2 separate regions of the Homo sapiens genome follow, and region 2 is linked to region 1. Evidence: read pairs that join two places in POLR2A ChIA-PET (ENCODE). Cell type or tissue: Panc1. All regions are shown on one strand. Each heading gives the region's core, and the rest is flanking DNA. Links, peaks and the distances in the headings are about the cores only. Region 1 has its middle 7.5 kb from the start of RAPGEF2. Region 2 overlaps SPMIP2 (sperm microtubule inner protein 2).

Region 1 (10,046 bases), core at 3,365-8,364:
GACTCCTGCATTCAAGCCATCCACTTGCTTCAGCCTCCCAAAGTGTTGGGATTACAGGCATGAGCCACCGCGCCTGTCCCTAACTGTATGTTTATAACCATTAACCAACCTCTCTCTTTATCTCCTACACCCCCTGCTTGCTATTTTTGATATGTGTTTCAAACATCTCCCAAATGAAGTATGAGAAACGTAATTAGGTATTACCATGGACTCAGAATTCATATTTTTCCTTCCTATCCCTCATCTTCCCCAATGATTGCCTAGCTTTGCTCACAGATTTTATCCCCATGGTTTAGTCTGTCTCCAGCTCTGCATGAGACCAGAGTTCTTCAAAATAATCTCACTTTAGGGAAAGGACAGAAATTGGACAATGACAGCTCTATGGTCTGGACATTGTTTGGCACTTTGTTGGGGAAAAGGGGAGAATTGAAACTCTTTACTAAAGTTATTATTTCTCCAATTTCATTCTCACTGTGTTTACAAGAAAAGCCAAAGGAATGACTTCCTCAGAAAGGGGACCACTCTCTAATATTGGCAGGTACCAGGATAGAGGCCCACAGCTAACTGTGCTACTGAGATAGTAACGGAAAGTATAGATTCTCTAATCAGGCAAAAGTGCCTGTACTCCTTCAAGATCTCTTGTAGCACATTGTCAGGAAAAAGCCAATCGGTCTGAGACTCAGTGCCAAGACTCCTGCTACCATTCCTCCCAGAAATTCTTAGGTGGCTTTGTCTTCACAAGTTTCCATAGTTCTTGATGGAAGTTGTGTTAGACTACATAAAATGTGTCTTGCAAGTATTTTAAAAATGACCATCAAGATAAATCAGTAGACACTGACATTCTTCACAGAATTAGAAAAAACTTTAAAATTCATATGGGACCAAGAAAGAGTCCATACAGCCAAAACAATCCTAAGCAAAAAGAACAAAGCTGGAGGCATCATGCTACCTGACTTCAAACTATACTACAAGGCTACAGTAACCAAAACAGCATGGTACTGGTACAAAAACAGACACATAGACCAATGGAACAGGATAGAGATCTCAGAAATAAGACCACACATCTACAACCATCTGATCTTCATCAAACCTGACAAAAACAAGCAACCAGGAGAGGATTCCCTATTTAATAAATGGTGCTGGGGAAACTGGCTAGCGATATGCAAAAAATTGAAGCTGCACCCCTTCCTTATACCTTATACAAAAATTAACTCACGATGGATTAAAGACTTAAGTGTAAAACCTAAAACCATAAAAACCCTAGAAGAAAACCTACGCAATACCATTCAGGACATAGGCATGGGCAAAGACTTCATGACTAAAACCCCAAAAGCAACTGCAACAAAAGCAACAATTCACAAATGGAATCTAATTAAAGTAAAGAGCTTCTGCACAGCAAGAGACTATCATCAGAGTGAGCAGACAACCTACAGAATGGGAGAAAACAGATTTTGCCATCTATCCATCTGACAAAGGCCTAATATCCAGAATCTACAAGGAACTTAAACAAATGTACAAGAAAAAAAAAAAACATCAAAAAGTGGGCAAAGAACAGGTGAACAGACACTTCTCAAAAGAAGACATTTATGCGGCCAGCAAACATATTTTAAAAAGGCTCGACATCACTGATGATTAGAGAAATGTAAATCAAAACCACAATGAGATACTAGCTACACCAATCAGAATGGTGATGATTAAAAAGTCAAGAAACAACAGATGCAGGCAAGGCTGTGGAGAAATAGGAATGCTTTTACTCTGTTGGCGGGAATGTTAATTAGTTCAATCATTGTGGAAGATGTTGTGGTGATTCCTCAAAGATCTAGAACCAGAAATAGCATTTGACCCAGCAATCCCATTATTGGGTATATACCTAAAGAAATATAAAGAATTCTATTATAAAGACACATGCATGCATATGTTCACTCCAGCACTATTCACAATAGCAAAGACACGGAATCAACTCAAATGCCCATCAATGATAGACTGGATAAAGAAAACGTGGTAAACATATACCATGGAATACTATGGAGCCATAAAAAGGAAGGAGATCATGTCCTTTGCAGGGAGATGGATGGAGCTGGAAGCCATTATCCTCAGCAAACTAATACAGGAACAGAAAACCAAATGCCACATATTCTCACTCATAAGTGGGAGGTGAACAATGAGAACACATGGACACAGGGAGGGGAACAACACATACCAGGGCCTGGCAGGGAATAGGAGGGAAGGGAGAGCATCAGGATAAATAGCTAACGTATGTGGGGCTTAACACCTAGGTGATGGGTTGATAGGTATAGCAAACTATCATGGCACACGTTTACCTATGTAACAAACCTGCATGTCCTTCACATGTATCCCAGAAGTTTAAATAAAATAAAATAAAAAGGTAAATTGGTAGAAGAAATGCCTCAGGTCATTTTGCAGATTCCTCTTGGTTTATCAGACTGTAATGCTATAGCTAATGTTGGACAGAGTAATGAGAAGCTTCTGAAGCATCATTCTTTGTCCTGTGGTGGGCCAGGGTATGGCACAGATTGATTTGATTTTAAAATCTTTTGAAAACCTGGGAATTGCAAATGTTACAAGCAGCATCGTGACTATTACTTTTGAATATAATTAAATTGGATCTCTCTAATTCGACTTTATTATACACTTCTTAGAGTTAGCCTTTTGAGTGCTATATTTACATTTGTACATATCAATATTTGAAATAAATAATTTAAAAAATGGGACAATAACACAAATTAATAGATGACAACTACCTCATGCTTTATAAAATGGACATAAACCTGGTAACAGATTAAATATTTGTAAGAGTAAATTCTAATTTTCATTTATTCAATAAAGGCAGAGATGCCTCCAGAGCCCCGGTTTGACATGTCTGCAACACAGCTCCTGGTCTGTCTTGTGGGATACTAGAAGATTTCTGGGGACTGCCAGCTCTGTCTACCTGTGCCAGTACTCTTAGCATTGCAAAGATGCTGATCACCTGCGTCTAGGAATCACTGATCTGGCTGCCTTGGCCTCCCAAAGTGCTGGGATTACAGGCGTGAGCCACCCACCTGACCACAAGGAAGATATTTCTAACCACATTTTACAAGGGTGGAAATTTAGGCTCAGAGAAGTTAATGGAAATTATTTATATTTGAGGCTCTGGGTTGTTTACAACAAATCAATTAAAGCTTATTTTAGTTTTCTAAGTTCAAAATTCTGTAAAGTTTATTAGACAAGTTGATAAATTTTTAGCCTAAGTTCTTTGATAGAAACTGGAAGGGCCATATAAATAGTCTAGAACTAATGCAATTTCTTTTTGGGAGAAGGGTTAGAGGAAAAAGATTTTTTATTTTTTATTAATTTAATTTTATTTTTTTGAGACTGAGTTTCGATCTTGTCGCCCAGGCTGGAGTGCAGTGGCGCAATCTTGGCTCACTGCAATCTCTGCCTCCTGGGTTCAAGTGATTCTCCTGCCTCAGCCCCCTGAGTAGCTGGGATTACAGGCGCCTGCAACCACGCCCAGCTAATTATTGTACTTTTAGTAGAGACGGGGTTTCACCATGTTGGCCAGGCTGGTCTTCAACTCTTGACCTCAAGTGATTCACCCACCTTGGCCTCCCAAAGGGCTGGGACTACAGGCGTGAGCCACAATGACCAGCCATAATTTTTTTTATTAATCCTGCTTTGAATCATTGTCATATCAATCTATCAAGGAAAATATTTCTTTTTGTTGTTGTTGAGACAGAGTATGTCTCTGTCACCCAGGCTGAAGGGCAGTGGCATGATGTGGGCTCACTGCAACATTTGCCTCCGGGTTCACGTGATTCTCCCACCTCAGCTGGGAGTACAGGTGTGTGCCACCACGCCCAGCTAATTTTTGCATTTTTTTTCTTTTTTTTTTTTTTTTTTTTTTTTTTTGGAGACGGAGTCTCGCTCTGTCGCCCAGGCCGGACTGCGGACTGCAGTGGCGCAATCTCGGCTCACTGCAAGCTCCGCTTCCCGGGTTCACGCCATTCTCCTGCCTCAGCCTCCCGAGTAGCTGGGACTATAGGCGCCCGCCACCGCGCCCGGCTAATTTTTTGTATTTTTAGTAGAGACGGGGTTTCACCTTGTTAGCCAGGATGGTCTCGATCTCCTGACCTCAAGATCCACCCGCCTTGGCCTCCCAAAGTGCTGGGATTACAGGCGTGAGCCACCGCGCCCGGCCTGCATTTTTTTTTCTAGAGACGAGGTTTCACCGTGTTGGCCAGGCTGGTCTCAAACCCTTGAGTTCAAGTGATCTGGCTGCCTTGGCCTCCCAAAGTGCTGGGATTACAGGCGTGAGCCACCGCGCCCGGCCTGCATTTTTTTTTCTAGAGACGAGGTTTCACCGTGTTGGCCAGGCTGGTCTCAAACCCTTGAGTTCAAGTGATCTGGCTGCCTTGGCCTCCCAAAGTGCTGGGATTACAGGCGTGAGCCACCCACCTGACTGCAAGGAAGATATTTCTAATCACATTTTACAAGGGTGGAAATTTAGGCTCAGAGAAGTTAAATTCTTTACTCAAGGGCACAGAGCTAATGTATATCACAATAACCTTTCAAATTCAGGGCTATCTTATATCAGTCCTAAGGTTTTTCCATTATATCACTTACTTCATATATTCTATTATAACCTTATAAAGCTGCATTTATTGACTCCATTGATAACGCAGATCACATTTCCCTCCCTGTAGCAATATGATAAAATTCTGTTACTTCAATCACTTCTATGCTATTTCTTTTGTGTCAATAGACCCATCTATGAGGCACCTGGCCAGGTTGGTGTGGAGTATTATGGGCTTTTATTGGTTTGTGACTTGGTTTAATTATCACTGGATTCTTACAGAAAGGCTATGATGACACAAACTCATTCCTTTTAGGTGAGATAAGCATAAGGTGAAACTGAACTCTGTTTTAAATGCCATACCAGAACTTATCACTGGTTCTATTTATGTTATGTGATAAGTAAAACACAGGCCGGGCCTGGTGGCTCACGCCTGTAATCCCAGCACTTTGGGAGGCCGAGGCGGGCAGATCTCGATATCAGGAGATCGAGACCATCCTGGCTAACATGGTGAAACCCCATCTCTACTAAAAATACAAAAAATACCTGGGCATGGTGGCAGGTGCCTGTAGTCCCAGCTAGTCGGGAGGCTGAGGCAGGAGAATGGCGTGAACCGGGGAGGCGGAGCTTGCAGTGAGCTGAGATAGCGCCACTGCACTCCAGCCTGGGTGACAGAGCGAGACTCCGTCTCAAAAAAAGAAAAGAAGAAAAACACAGAAGATGGCCAGGACCAATTGTGATATGTCTCTCAAGGGCTTGGACAGTTCTGTCTTCTGAGCCATGTCTCATACATTATCTTCACTTAGTCCCTGTATTGTATTCCATCCAATGCTGACAGTTTCTCTTTTTGCCATTTACTTGTGCTTTCTTCCTTCAGGTCTCTAACTTGATACATGTCACCATTTCATATTTAAGCCTTCCTCTTTAAACTCCCAAAAAGACAATATGCTTTTCTCCTTTGATTTTCCTCCTTAATTTTTTTTTTTTTTGCAAGATAACGGACTTTCTGATAGCTAAAACAAAAATAACAATCTGGCTGGGCGCGGTGGCTCATGCCTGTAATCCTAGTACTTTGGGAGGCTGAGGCAGGCGGATCATGAAGTCAAGAGATCGAGACCATCCTGGCCAACATGGTGAAGCCCTGTCTCTACTAAAAATACAAAAATTAGCTGGGCGTGGTGGTGTGCGCCTGTAGTCCCAGCTACTCAGGAGGCTGAGGCAGGAAAATCACTTGAACCCAGGAGCCAGAGGTTGCAGTGAGCCGAGATCGCGCCACTGCACTCCAGCCTGGCGACAGAGCGAGACTCCATCTCAAAAAATAACAATAATAATAATAATAAAATAACAATTAAAAAAAAGCCTCATTTTCTAAACAGGTCCTCAGTGTGTGTTTCCCATGCCCTTGTTTGCCCTTCACTTCCTTTGCCTAATTTAGATTTGTAAGCTCAACACATAAGCACTTTGTCTTTGTTTATGTACATATGGTGCCTAGCACTAGTCTTGGGTTTACCAAATATTAAATAATCATGACTTCAGAATGATTATTAGTATTGGCATTTAAAAAATCATAGCTGGCCAAGAATACTGTTTTGTTTTGTTTTCTCAAATGACCTTTTCTGATTTTGACACTGCTATGGTCGACAGCTGTACTATAGCACACTTACATTTACCCTTGAATACTACCTGGAGAACAGAGTTGGCACCAAGTGTAGCTGTTTTACTTTTTTGGAACACTTTTACAGATTCTGCACTGCACACCGGTTTGCTTATGGATGTAATTTCAGTTGTGTATAATCACCTTAACAGAACGGGAAAAACCCAGATACCATCTTGTACAATGCTCTATTATGACAGAATTATCTCAATGGGTTAACTTTGCATGTTGGAAATGGGAGGTTTTTTTCTCTTTGATTTACTAACTTGAGCATTCATGATATCTAGTGTAAGCTCTAAAAAAATCTATGCATTAAATACTCTTGGATTATGTAGTGCATTTATATTGTTAGAGTTTAAAATAAAGTTCTTAATTTTACCTGCTTTTAGGCTTAAAAAAAAACAAAAAACTTAATCTGTATCTCTTACCTAAACTCCTTTACTCCCCTTAAAGCTGGCCAAATGATTCTGGACCATCATCCCATGGGCCAATTTATAAAAATAAATGCCAAATACTACATAACAATAGAAGGAATTGATGGTAGATTAGAAGTTTAACAATGCATTTCCTTTTAGAAATGTCAGCATCAGCTTTCTCACAATAAGGGAAATACAAAGGTTGTTCTCTGCCACTGGCCCTATATTTCAAGTGCAAACAAATCAATGAAAGAAAGTAGTTATGTCAGTGTGAGGGATACAATAGTGTAACTGAATAGAACAGTTTCGTTAGTGTGTATATTTTTTATTTTTATTTAATATTATGTCCAGACAGAACCTAGGTAATAATATTGATAAATCAGGGGGAGATGGTTTCCTTTTTCTGAATCAGTTCCAAAATATCTAAACATCTACCTGACCTCTATGTTAGTGTAGTTCTGCGGCAGCATCCTCAACTCTGAATGTTATGATTCCTGTACAATCAAAATGAATAGTCTGATACTCTACCTGTGCTTCTGATACATTTCATCATGAGATCCATCCTATAAACTCACTGTATCTCTCCCTGAATGTCTGTAATTGTACTCCCCATCAGGGACTCTCTGGAATGCTACTTGTAGGTGAACACAATATTTCCTAGTGGAGTGTGCTCACTGAGAATGACACAATGTGTAAACAACACCCTTCCACCCTCCTGAGATTCTTACTGACTTGACTACAAGGGTAAAAGTAATTGCAAACCAACGCTTAAAAAAATGTTTCTAGGGAAAGGGGAGTGGTGTGAGGAATGTCTTTAACAGAATCCAACTTCTCTCAGCTGGAAATCTTGCCTTGAGAGGGTTGTAACCACTGGAGAAAGCAGTAAGGAGAGGAAGCTCTTAGCAGAGGAGGGCAGTTTCCTGGATCCTTTCTATTATCCTTACCCTCCTTATAGGAGAGGTGAGTAAATTAAACCAATGCTTGGCACATGGAACAAGCTCCCAGGAGGCCAGGGAAGGAGCCATATTTGTCTTATTCATTACTGGTATTCCAGGCATGGAGATCAGTACCTGGCACACAGCAAAGCACACAATAAATATTTATTGATGGAGCAGTAAGGGCTTGACGTGTTTTTAAAACAAAATGACTATGTATGTAAAATCTCCCTAATCTTGGGTATAGCTGGACTCACGGGAATTTAAAACAAATATTTTAATTCACTTTTAAAGATGACCCTAAATGCCTAACCCACACGATATATTTAGGGATCTATTAGATTTTACAGTTGGAAAGATCAAAGCTTTTTAAGTTACAAGTAGAATGGTATTAAGGCCAGAACTTGAAAAGTATTTCTGAACTTAAAACCCAGTGCTCTGTCTCTCTTCCCATCCCCCAGTGATTTTCTAGATAATATGATGGTAGTAGAAACAGAACAAAGAAACTCTCATTTTTACACTTGCCTTTATGAGGCAGCATAATAGATAGCTTACTTTGATTATGGTTTGCTGACACAGTTTGGTTTAGACTAATTGGCAGAGTGGCAGATCTTTGTCTAATTCTGTCTTCCAGGTTGTGCCTAGCACATTACTGGTGCTCAAATGTTAATAAAACAGCAATGCATGCCAAGTATCTGATGTCCTAGATGCTGAGTGGTGATATGCATTATTGACATATGTAGATAAGTAGGTTATACATAGTGTGAAAATTAGCTTTAATTGAAGTTAAATGATAGCTTAGAAGTTGACAGTGAGTTAGTCATTTTGTTGGTGGATAAGACATACTATTATGTCTTACCTGAGGTGATTGATGTAATTCAGTGTTACAGTAGAGCACACAGAGAAAAAAGACTTGGGTGTGCAACTGGAATTCCTAACTCTTGCTGTGAGATCTGGCAGAGAGGCATTCCTGTCTGGTGTAGAAGGTCCCCTCTAGCATCCCCCCTCCCCATGGGGCAAGGAGTTCCATACTCTCTGAGCACCTGGAACCCTGGTCCTGACTGCCTTGCCACTTCCAGACCTCATCTTCCAAGGCTGGCCCCTGGCCCGAGGAATCACCAAGGGGTGGCTTTTTTGAGGGGTGTGATATCACTTAGATGTGTAGGCTGGGTTGTCCTTGTCCTTTTTTTTTTTTTTTTGAGATGGAGTCTCACTCTGTCACCCAGGCTGGAGTGCAGTGGCTTGATCTCAGCTAACTGCAAGCAACCTCCACCTCCCAGGTAAAAGCAAATTTTCTGCCTCAGCCTCCTGAATAACTGGGACTATAGGCACACGCCACCACGCCAGGCTAATTCTTGTATTTTTAGTGGAGACAGGGTTTCACCATATTGGTCAGGCTGGTCTGGAACTCCTGACCTCGCGATCTGCCCACCTCGGCCTCCCAAAGTACTGGAATTAGTACAGGCATGAGCCACCGCACTAGCTGGGTTGTCCTCTTATGTGTGAGCCTTTCCATGGGATAGGATGAAGCTGAGATGGAAAGAAAAGGGGATTCCAGTTGCAGACCAGATACCAGTACTCCCTGCAGTAGTACTCAGTACTCCCCCAGTTAATTTGTAGCTTTTAGTATTTATGATAGAGTATATGGATCCCCATTTGTTAGCTGGCTCCAGAACTTTCTAAAGTTAAAGGCAGTCCGGGAACTAGGACAAGTCATGTAGCCTATTTTAGTGTCAGTTCTTCATCTGTAAATAAGATAACACTGTCCCACTAGCCTCAGAGAGTTGCAATGATGAGAATAATCTTAAATATAACTACCATTTATTGAGTATATACTGTTGTTAAACCACTATGCAAGGCACTTTGCATGTATTATCTTGGATCGTCACAAATCTTCAGGGTATGCAACTTTTTCTTTTTTTGTGACAGGGTCTTGCTCTGTTACCCAGGCTGGAGTGCCATGGTGTGATCATAGCTCACTGCAACCTTGAACTCCGGGGCTCAAGATAACCTCCCACCTCAGCCTCCTGAGTAGCTAGGACTGCAAGTGCACCCCACCATGCCCCGCTCCTTTTTTTTTTTTAAGTTTTTGTGCAGCCAGTGGTCTTGCTATGTTGACCAGGCTGGTCTTGAACTCCTGGCCTCAAGCTATCCTCCTGGTTCAGCCTCCCAAAGTGCTGGGATTACAGGTGTAAGCCACTTTGCCTGGCCAGACTATTCAATTTGTACTCTCTTTTTATAAAACAGAAAACAGGCTCAGAGAGGTTAAGTTTCCTCTCCCAGTTTTCTCCCCGCAACCAGGGACACAAGTGAGATAATGTATGTAAAAATCTCATACAAATACAAGGTAACATGAACTACTTCATGTATCCATTTAATACCTATTTGTTGGCTGCCTGTCTTGTGTTGAGGATATAGCAGTAAATAAAAGGGACAAACATCCCTGACTTAGAAGCTTACATTAC
Region 2 (10,046 bases), core at 1,712-6,711, 180 kb before region 1:
GGTACTGTGATGGTTTTTTTTTTTTTTTTTAAGAGACAGGGTCTCACTTTGTCACCAGGATGGAGTACAGTGGCATGATCATAGCTCGCAGTAACCTCAAACTTCTGGCCTCAAGTATCCTCCTGCCTCAGCCTCTCAAGTACCAGGGACTACAGGCATGCACCAACACACCCAGCTAATTTTTTTAAAAAAAATTTGGGGCTGGACGCAATGGCTCACGCCTGTAATCCCAACACTTTGGGAGGCTGAGGCGGGCAGATCACGAGGTCAGGAGATCGAGACCATCCTGGCTAACACGGTGAAACCCTGCCTCTACTAAAAATACAAAACATTAGCCGGCCGTGGTGGCACGCGCCTGTAGTCCCAGCTACTCAGGAGGCTGAGGCAGGAAAATTGTTTGAACCTGGGAGGCAGAGGTTGCAGTGAGCTGAGATTGTGCCACTGCACTCCAGCCTGAGCAACAGTGAGACTCCATCTCAAAAAAAAACAAAAAAAAATTTGTAGAGACAGGGTCTCACTCTGTTGCCCAGGCTGGTCTTGAACTCTGGGCCTTACATGACCCTCCTGCCTCAGCTTCCCAAACCGTTGGGATTACAGGCATGAGCCACCAGGTCTGGCCTGTGATGGTTAATGTTATGTGTCATCTTGGCTAGGCGATAGTAATCAGATATTTAGTCAAACACTAATCTGGATGATGCTGTGCAGGTATTTTTTTTTTCCTTTTTTTTTGAGATGGAGTTTTGCTCTTGTTGCCCAGGCTGGAGTGCAATGGCACGTTCTTGGCTCACTGCAACCTCTGCCTCCCGGGTTCAGGCGATTCTCCTGCCTCAGCCTTCCTGAGTAGTTGGGATTACAGGCATGCACCACCACGCCAGCTAATTCTGTATTTTTAGTAGAGACGGGGTTTCCCCATGTTGGTCAGGCTGGTCTTGAACTCCCGACCTCAGATGATCTGCCCGCCTCAGCCTCCCAAAGTGCGGGGATTACAGGCATGAGCCACCACTCCCAGCCCAGTGCTGTGCAGGTATTTCTTAGGTGAGATTAATATTTAAGTCAGTGGACCCTGAATAAAGCTATTTATCCTCCATAATGTGGGTGGGCCTCATTCAACCTGTTGAAAGTCTTAAGAGAAAGACTGAAGATCCCCCAGGGAGAGAGAATTCTGCCTGAAAACTGCCTTCAGGCTGGAGCTGCAACATCAGTTTCTCCCAGGGTCTCCATCCTGTTGGCTCACCCTGCTGCGTTTGGATTTACCAACTTCCACAATCACAGGAGCCAACTCCTAAAAATAAACACCCCTCCCTGGCTCTTGCTCTCCTACATGCACAACACACACATCATTGGTTCTGTTTCTCTGGAGAACCCTGACTGATACAGATACTTAGGAGATCAGTCCAATGATATGGTATGATAACCCAAAATGGAGTTGAGTAGGATCAGAAAATTGTCATTCCAAGTTACAGGAAGTAGGCTTTCAAGCAAATATCTTTAACATCATAAACAGTACCAACTTAAGAGTTATCCCATAAAGGCTGACATAGATGTCACGTAGTCTCTGAATATGTGTTGCAAAGAATTGGAAAACAACCCTCTGAGAAGGAAGGAGGTAACATTTCGTTAAAAGTGGTGGAAAGGCCCAGCGCGGTGGCTCATTCCAGTGCCTGTAATCCCAGCTACTCAGGAGGCTGAGGCAGGAGAATCACTTGAACCCAGGAGGCGGAGGCTGCAGTGAGCCAAGATTGTGCCACTACGCTACAGCCTGGGCAACAGAGCGAGACTCCGTCTCAAATAAATAAATAAATAAATAAATAAATAAATAAATAAAATAAATAAAAGCCCAGCCCTGTGCACTCCAGTGACCCAGCTGATTCATCTTCTCCAGCCTCATCACCAGATAATTCTGTGTTCTATATTCCAGCCACATTGAACCACATGTACTTCCCCAAAGGTGCTAGGTTATTGTCTTTGCCCTGTCTGTTCTTCCTAGAATAGACTTCCCTTTGCCTCATCAAGTCCCCCGTTCCTAGCACAAAATTCAATTCATTGTCAAATCCTCCAGCACCTTGCTACTCAAGGTCCTCAGACCAGCAACAACTAACTGCATTTCCTGGGAGCTTGACAGAAATGCAAAATCTCAAACCCCATTTCAGACCTACTGAATCATAATCTGCATCTTAACAGGATCCCCAAGTGATTTGCATGACCTTTAAAATTTGAGAATACTGCTCTCAAACTCGAGTGGATGAGGAAAAGAATGTATCAGTCACTGAGACTGAAGTCTGTGTATTGGAATGAAGGGGGACAATGAGAACATTTGCCAGCAAAGAAATGAAATAGAAATAAATTATGTTAAAAGTGTCTATCATATGCACATAAATTATACAATGCATATGATATATGCATTGTATGAAGGAAAAAAACTACCAGAAATCCAGAAGGGGAAAATAATGAATGTATTATTGTATGAAGGAAATGTATAATAATAAATAATGAATGTATTATTGTATGAAGGAAAAAAACAACCAGAAATCCAGAAGGGGAAAATAATGAATGGAATAGAAGATAGAACTTAAGAGACATTTTGTGATTTAAAAAGAGAGATTAGGGCATTATAGAAGAAGTGGTTTAGAGACTTGCTCAATGGATTTCCAAAAGTATTTTTAAGAGCATTTTTGGGTAAATGTATATAAGAATGATACATACTGTTAAATCTCATAAATTGTACTTTTTAGAAACATTGTAATTAAGCTCTCTAACCTTAAGTTTATACATGGAAAACCAAACTCAAAGCATGGATATAAAATATTCCCATTTTCAACCATCTATTTTGATGGGAAAGTTTATGATACTGTCTATAGGTTTAAGCTTTTAAAATTTCCCCCAAGTCACCCAGTAACACAGACAAATTTCTACTTAAGAGACTTTCAGTGCCTGGTTCTGATTCTTGTCGTGTAAGAATGGAAAATGTGTTGGCATCTCAAGTAAGAATAGTAATGATAGCCACTCACTGGGGGCTATGTGTGAGGCACTGCGTTGGAGGCTTTTCACATGTGGTATTCATTATTTGCTTTCAAATATGTAAGAACATTTGTTCCAATTTATTTTCCCTAAAGAGGATTCATGTAAAAGAGAGGGGTGTTGAGTATTTATTGAAGCATCCACACAAATTCTGCAGGACAGTCCAAAAAATGGATTTGTGGGACAAGTATCTAAAGTAACTCTGGAAATTTAGAAGAAAGCCTCATTGATAAAAAGATAAATTATTTTGAATGATTCAGTATTTTGTTTATTTCTGGAATGGAAGGGGTATGACCAAGTGCTCAACTACTCTCAGGAATAATGGGTTAAACCGACCTCAGGTGCCTCTTGATGTGATGCACTGAGCATGAGGCAACGTCACTTATCTGGGATTCCTGACAAAAACACGTAACCTGAACCCACTCGTGAGGAAACATCAGACAAGCCCATACTGAAAGATTCAGAACTGGCCTGGATTCCTCAAAAGTGTCCATGTTATAAAAGACCAGAGTGAGGAACTCCTCCACATTGAAGAGGACTAAAGAGACGTGATAACTCAATGTAATACATGGTCCTAGACTGAATCCTGGATCAGAATATTACAAAGGTCGTCAGTTAATACTTTTTGTTGTTGCTGTTGTTGTTGTTGTTGTTATTTTTTAAGACAGTCAGGCTCTCTGTCACGCAGGCTGGAGTGCAGTGATGCAATCATAGCTCACTGCAGACTTGCAGACCTGTGATCGAGCAAGCCTCCCACCTCAGCCTCCTGAGTAGCTGGGATTACAGGCATGCACCACCACCCCTGCCTAATTTTTTATATTTTTTGTAAAGATGGGGTCTCACTATGTTGCCCAGGCTGCTCTCAAACTTGGGCTCAAGTGATTCTCCCACCTCAGCCTCCCAAAGTGCTGGGTTTATAGGTGTGAAACACCACCATCTGCTATTTAGTAAAATTCGACTATGAACTTTAGATTAGATAATAATACTCTATCAATGTTAAATTTCCTGAATCTTATAAATTGTACTGTGTTTATGTGAGACAGCATCCTTGTTCTTAGGAAATACACCCTGAAATATTTAGGAGTAAAGGGTCTAGCCTGTAGACCATTTATTCCACAGGGTCTGTGCCTGTAGTCCTAGCTACTCAGGAGGCTGAGGTGGGAGGATTGTTTGAACCCAGGAGTTCAAGGCTGCGGTGCACTATGGTTGTGCCCATGAATAGCCAATGCACTCCAGCCTGGGCAACATAGTGAGACCCCCATATCTTAAAAAAAAAAAAAAAGACAAGAGAAGTTGGGGGGCATCATGTCTGCAACTTGCACTCAAATGGTGTAAGAGAGAGAGGAAGAAAGCGAACATAAAAGCAAATAAAATTAACAACAGATGGGGCTGGGGAAAGAGTATATCACGTTCTTAGAGCTGTTGTTACAACATGCTCTACAAATTTGAAATCAAAATAAGAAGTCTTTTAACAGATTTTTTAATGCAAAAAATATTTCAACTGGATTTGGCGAATGATAGAGGCGTTTGGGATAATTTAGTCTGTAATAGCTCTAATCTGACACAAAATTAGTTCAGTGACAGAAAGTAACTAATCCAAGCCCTCCTCCACACACACTGCAATAAATCATTTCACTTGGACCCATCTCAAAATTCAGACTACATTGAAATGTTAGATGTCGAACTGTTCCCTTTTTCAATACGAAGTATTCCTAAGGTCAGGATCTACTGAGGAGGACAGCTAAGTCTCCTGCCATCACAAAATGTCTCAAATAGACATAATGGCTTGCTGATGAATCAGATCTCTGGCAACAGAGGGTGAGTAATATTCTAGTGAATTGGCAAGATTCTCCAAAAGAGCAAGAAGTCTTTTTATGCGTAGGGAACAGGAGTCTCTGAATGGGCCTGAGCTATTCTATTCCTTTTTCTAGCATGGAAATCTGCTGTCAAACTCTATTGAAAAACTGGACGCCTGCAAAGTTCATTGTGCTGTGGGATTAGACAGAAAGCTATTATTGGCGTATGGTTTGTACACAGACCTCAGGAAATAGTTGTTGAATATATACTTCCACATTCTTTAATTCTCCTCCTAACTCTATAAAATATTCAAAACAGATACCAAAATCCCCATTTTACTTATAAAAACCCATACAGGGAAATTATGCAACTTGCCCAAGATTCCATAAATAGTTTAGGGGACAACCTAGAATTCAAACGGGTATAAGCTTACTCTGCTAACCAGTTTGTGAGGTTTTGAGTGGAGTTACAGATTTACCTCCATTTCACAAACGGTGCTTTCTCAGCTCTTGGAACTCACAGGGGTCGCCATTCTCTCAAGGTTAAACCTAGTGATAAGAAATTCTGAGGACACAACCTCTTGTTTTCTTTAACTATAAAAGGTGAATAATGCCCACTTACCCACTGAATAAACATCACTGTGGCAATCCAGTATAAATTACAAAATGCTTCGATAGGTTAAAAGAAGCTACAAAACTGATTATTAGTATTACTATGAGAAACCTGTCCCTGATTTATATGTTAAAGCAGCCTGACTTTTTCTATGACGATTTAGAAAAGCAAAACATCATACCTTTTCCTTTTTTGGTAGCTTCGGCAGCTTAGGTGGTTTGGAAGCTCTTGGCAATGATGACTTACACTGCCTAACAAGAATAGCCCATTTGGAATTTCTCTGATCAGTGTCCTCGAAAGCACTCATATGCCAGGCAAAAGAAGCGCGACTCTGTTTTCCTTGCATATCCAGGACATGAGGTTTTGGTTGCCTGGAATAGGAACAAATTGGTTCTGAAATGGAAAAGAGCTAGAAACAAGGCCACCAGTTTTCAGATAGTTGAGATTTGTCTGTTTTTCTAGTAATTTAAGGTGATTCTAGCCATGTGGCTTAGGAAAGCTGAAGACCTGACCCATCCTGGGAAGTTTCTGAACTCTCTCCACTCTACATCACTGGACTGCTAGAGATCCAAAGAACCACCCCCAAGATGGACACCTATCTATGAAGCTTGTTGACGAATGCACTACTGTCCTTTCAGAGCCAAGCATGGAAGATGCTGTGAAGTTGAAGGTGATATGCTAACACTGAGGCTTCATGAGACCCATGTGATCTCCTGAAGGACATGGCCTATCCATTTTGAGGTCTCATGGACATTCAGGAAAACACCAGCTTTTCTATTCCAAGCTCTGGCTTTGGACTGCATTTTAGAGGAAAGATCTAAGCTTCTTCCTCTTTCCCTGGTGAGATCCTTGGCTAAGTTCTAACAACCCTAAATTAGAACATTATCTCAGCCCTGCTTTTCCATTATAAAAGGCTGACTCTGGGGAACAGACAGAAACAGGATTGTAAGGGTAGGGATTTGCCAACTCATTTGGAAAGCTGTTGTTTCTTAGAGAGCCTCTTGGGACTTCTTATTCACCATCCTTCCACCTGGGCTGCAAGAGCCCCTTGGGGACTGCAAAGTTCTCTTTCTAGAATCTGAGTCTGTGGGTTCCCAAGGTCTTTGGACCATGATTTGTGGGAGATTTGCATCGCCCTTCACTCACTCAAGAATCTACAGGCTCTTTCTACATGGCTGGCACAGTACAAGGCACCGTGAGGACCAGCAGTAATAAGATAAAGCCCCTGTTGTCACAGAGCTTATATACCTGTGGGGGAGACAAAAAATAAACAGATAACTGAAATATTTGGGAAGTACTAGGAAAAAAAATTAAGGCAGATGAGTAGAAAATCTTGGGCATGCTATTTTCGTGAGGTTAGACAAGAGAGGACGAGGTAATGTTTGAGCAGAGATCTCAGTGAAGCAAGAGTGTGAGCCATTCTCCCAGCATACAGAGGTCAGGCAGTTCCTTCCTGCTCCTGAGAATCACAGAATCCCTGTGGTGGGAGGGAAGTGACCATGGCTGTCTCCAGCAGACCCTCCCCTGACATCCCATCATCCTAGAATAAAGTCTGAGCTCCTCAGCATAGCATGCAGGGAAGTTTGTTGTTGCTGTTTGGTTTTTGTCTGCTTTTGCTTTATGTATGTACATATGTATGTATGTATGTATGTATGTATGTATGTATGTTTGTAGAGATGGAGTCTCGCTCTGTCACCCAGGCTGGAGTGCAATGACACGATCTCTGCTCACTGCAACCACCACCTCCCAGGTTCAATCAATTCTCCTGCCTCATCCTCCCAAGTAGCTGGGATTACAGGTGTACACCACCACCTCCAGTAAATTTTTGTATTTTTAGTAGAGATAGGGTTTCACCATGTCGACCAAGCTGGTCTTGAACTCCTGACCTCAGGCCATCCTCCCACCTCAGCCTCCCAAAGTGCTGGGATTACAGGCATGAGTCACCACCCAGCCTGTCTGCTTTCTTTTTAAAAATGGTCCTGCTGGGCATGGTGGCTCATGCCTGTAATCCCAGCACTTTGGGAAGCTCAGGCAGGCAGAACACGAGGTCAGGGGATCAAGACCATCCTGGCCAACATGGCAAAACCCAGTCTCTACTAAAAATACAAAAAATTAGCCAGGTGTAATGGCACACGCCTGTAGTCCCAGCTACTCAGGAGGCCGAGGCAGGAGAATCACTTGAACCCAGGAGGTAGAGGTTGCAGTGAGCCAAGATCACACCACTGCACTCCAGCCTGGGTGACAAAGAAAGACTCCATCTCAAAAAAATAATAGTTATAATACAAACAACTAGCTGGGTGTGGTGGTGCACGCCTGTAATCCCAGCTACTCGGGAGGCCAAGGCAGGAGAATCACTTGAACCTGGGAGGCGGAGGTTGCAGTGAGCTGAGATCACATCACTGCACTCCAGCCTGGGTGACAGAGCAGGGGGAAAAAAAAAAGGTCCAACCTCAGTTGATCCTTCTGGCCCACTCTCCTCAGCCCGTCTCTACTTTCAGACACACACAGTCCTTCCTTTCGCCTTCACCTTCCCCTCGATGAGCTCCAAAGAAGCTGCACTCTGAGCAAAAGACTCACAGCCTTTTGCTTCAATTTCCTCTGCTTGTGATTCCCTCTCCTCCTTATTTCCTGGAAAACTGCAACTAAGTTGGGGCTTTAAACATCACCTTTTCCCTGAAGACTTTTTGTTCCTGTCATGAAGCAATTTTTCTCCTTTAATAGCACTATTTGACTTTTTTTTTTTTTTTTTTTTTTTGAGACAGATTCTCTGTCTCCTAGGTTGGAGTGCAATGGCGTGATCTCAGCTCACTGCAACCTCTGCCTCCCAGGTCCAAGCAATTTACCTGCCTCAGCCTCCCAAGTAGCTGGGATTACAGGTGCCTGCCAAGCCTGGCTAATTTTTGTATTTTTAGTAGAGACAGGGTTTCACCATGTTACCCAGGCTAGTCTCAAACTCCTGACCTTAGGTGATCCACCCACCTCGGCCTCCCAAAGTGCTGGGATTACAGGCGTGAACCATCGTGCCCGGCCTGACTTCTTTTGTAGAAACTATTAGAATATTCTTGAATTCCTAGCTCAGCAGTCTCTCTTTCTACAAATTCAGTGCTCCTTAAAAGGCCCGGAGTGTATCTCATTCGTCATTGGCTCCCCAGTGCCATTACCCTGCCTGACACGTAATTGACACTCAACTAATCTTGGAGAATAGAGGAAGAGGGAAGGACAGGAAAGACCAGAACTGAGTGACAGGAAGGGCGCCTGCCTTCCCTCCCGCTCCCTTCACCCCACCTGCTCTACAGCCTCTTTCCGCTCCTGCCAGGCAGCTATGTAGGACTGGATCCTTGTGGTCCAGTTTGTCTGAGTTGTGTTATTTACAAGTACAGATTAATAGCTGGAAATAATTTCAAGAAAGCTTAAAAGGCAGGATAGCTGATGGTGAGAATGTAAGCAACAGATAGTGCTTATAGTTTATATTAGCTTGATTAATGATTCAAGGGAAAACTATTTCATGCAAATGTCACCTTTTCTTTAACATGTTATACAAGTAACTATATAGAAGAGTTTAGAAAAGAAAAATCCTTGGCCGTCTTTAGTCTTCACTTAAGTGCTAAAATATTTTATTATCTTTTAAATTCAGTATCTCCTACATCCCTGAAATTGGGAACACCAGAAGCAATAGAAAGTTAAAAATTAGATGTAGTTCAAAGATATTAAAGGTTTTACAAATATACTGGCCACATCAACTGTGGGGATTTACCCACACTGTATTGAACTGGGCCCCAGATGGGACCCAAAGTCTAAAGAGACAAACCAAGGAGCAGAAGGTTTGGCTCCAGATGGGCCATGAGTGCCAGGCCCGCGTGATGGGTAGGTGTCAGGTGCACACACAAAATAGCAGCAAACACACGCATGCCCCACAATGAACACCACCACCAGACATTTATAATACAACATTCTTACTATTTAATTATTACACTAAATAGGCCCCTTAGGGTCAGATACTTTTCGTTTTTGTTGTTTTTTGAAACAACCTGAAGCTTATAGAAAAGTTGGAAGCACAGTACAAAATCTTTTCTCGAACCAGTTAAAAGTACTGGTTGTTGACAGGATATCTATCATCCCCCCAAGTGGTTGACAGGATACCTGTCATCCCCAAGTACGTAAGTGTGTAATTCCCACAAACAAGGACATTCTACATAACCTCAACATAACCGTCAAAAGCAGAGAAAATGGGAAAATTAACGTTTTTATATTACTACCATCGAATGCTCAGACACCTTCAAGTTTGGCCAGGCATCCCAATAACACCCATTTTGCAAAAGAATCCAGTTCAGAATCACGTGTTACATTAGTTTTTATGTCTCCTTCAGTCTGGAACCGTTTCTCAGTCTTCCTTTGACTTTCACATAGCCTTGATACTTTTGAAGAATCCAGGCCAGTTATTTTGCAGATGTCCCTCAATTTGGGTTTCTTATGTTTCCTCTTGGTTAGATTCAGGTTATGCATCTTTGGACAGGAATAACACAGAATGACCATAATTTTGAGTTGTCCCATTACTGATGATGTTCACTTAGGTCACTTGCTTAAAATGCTACCTACCAGAATTCTCCTTTATACCATCA

What was found. ChIA-PET counts read pairs that join two places held together with the same protein. Peaks named below come from ENCODE experiments on the same cell type or tissue, not always from the same donor. Only the 100,000 strongest peaks of a DNase experiment are listed, where the experiment ranks them.
Region 2: POLR2A ChIA-PET joins it to region 1 with 9 read pairs; 5 of 35 experiments call an interaction of 5 or more read pairs at or near these places.

Annotation. Positions count from the first base shown.
Region 1 is chr4:159,090,568-159,100,613 of GRCh38, forward strand. No RefSeq gene overlaps it. Among named protein-coding and RNA genes, the nearest start is that of RAPGEF2, 7.5 kb to the right of the region's middle. In Panc1, for the core only: no CTCF peak of the experiment used is centred there; no DNase peak of the experiment used is centred there.
Region 2 is chr4:158,909,562-158,919,607 of GRCh38, forward strand. It overlaps SPMIP2 (sperm microtubule inner protein 2), which reads right to left. Exons shown (of 5, transcript NM_152543.3): 4 at 5,609-5,798. Among named protein-coding and RNA genes, the nearest start is that of SPMIP2, 120 kb to the right of the region's middle. In Panc1, for the core only: no CTCF peak of the experiment used is centred there; a DNase peak (open chromatin) is centred at 4,794.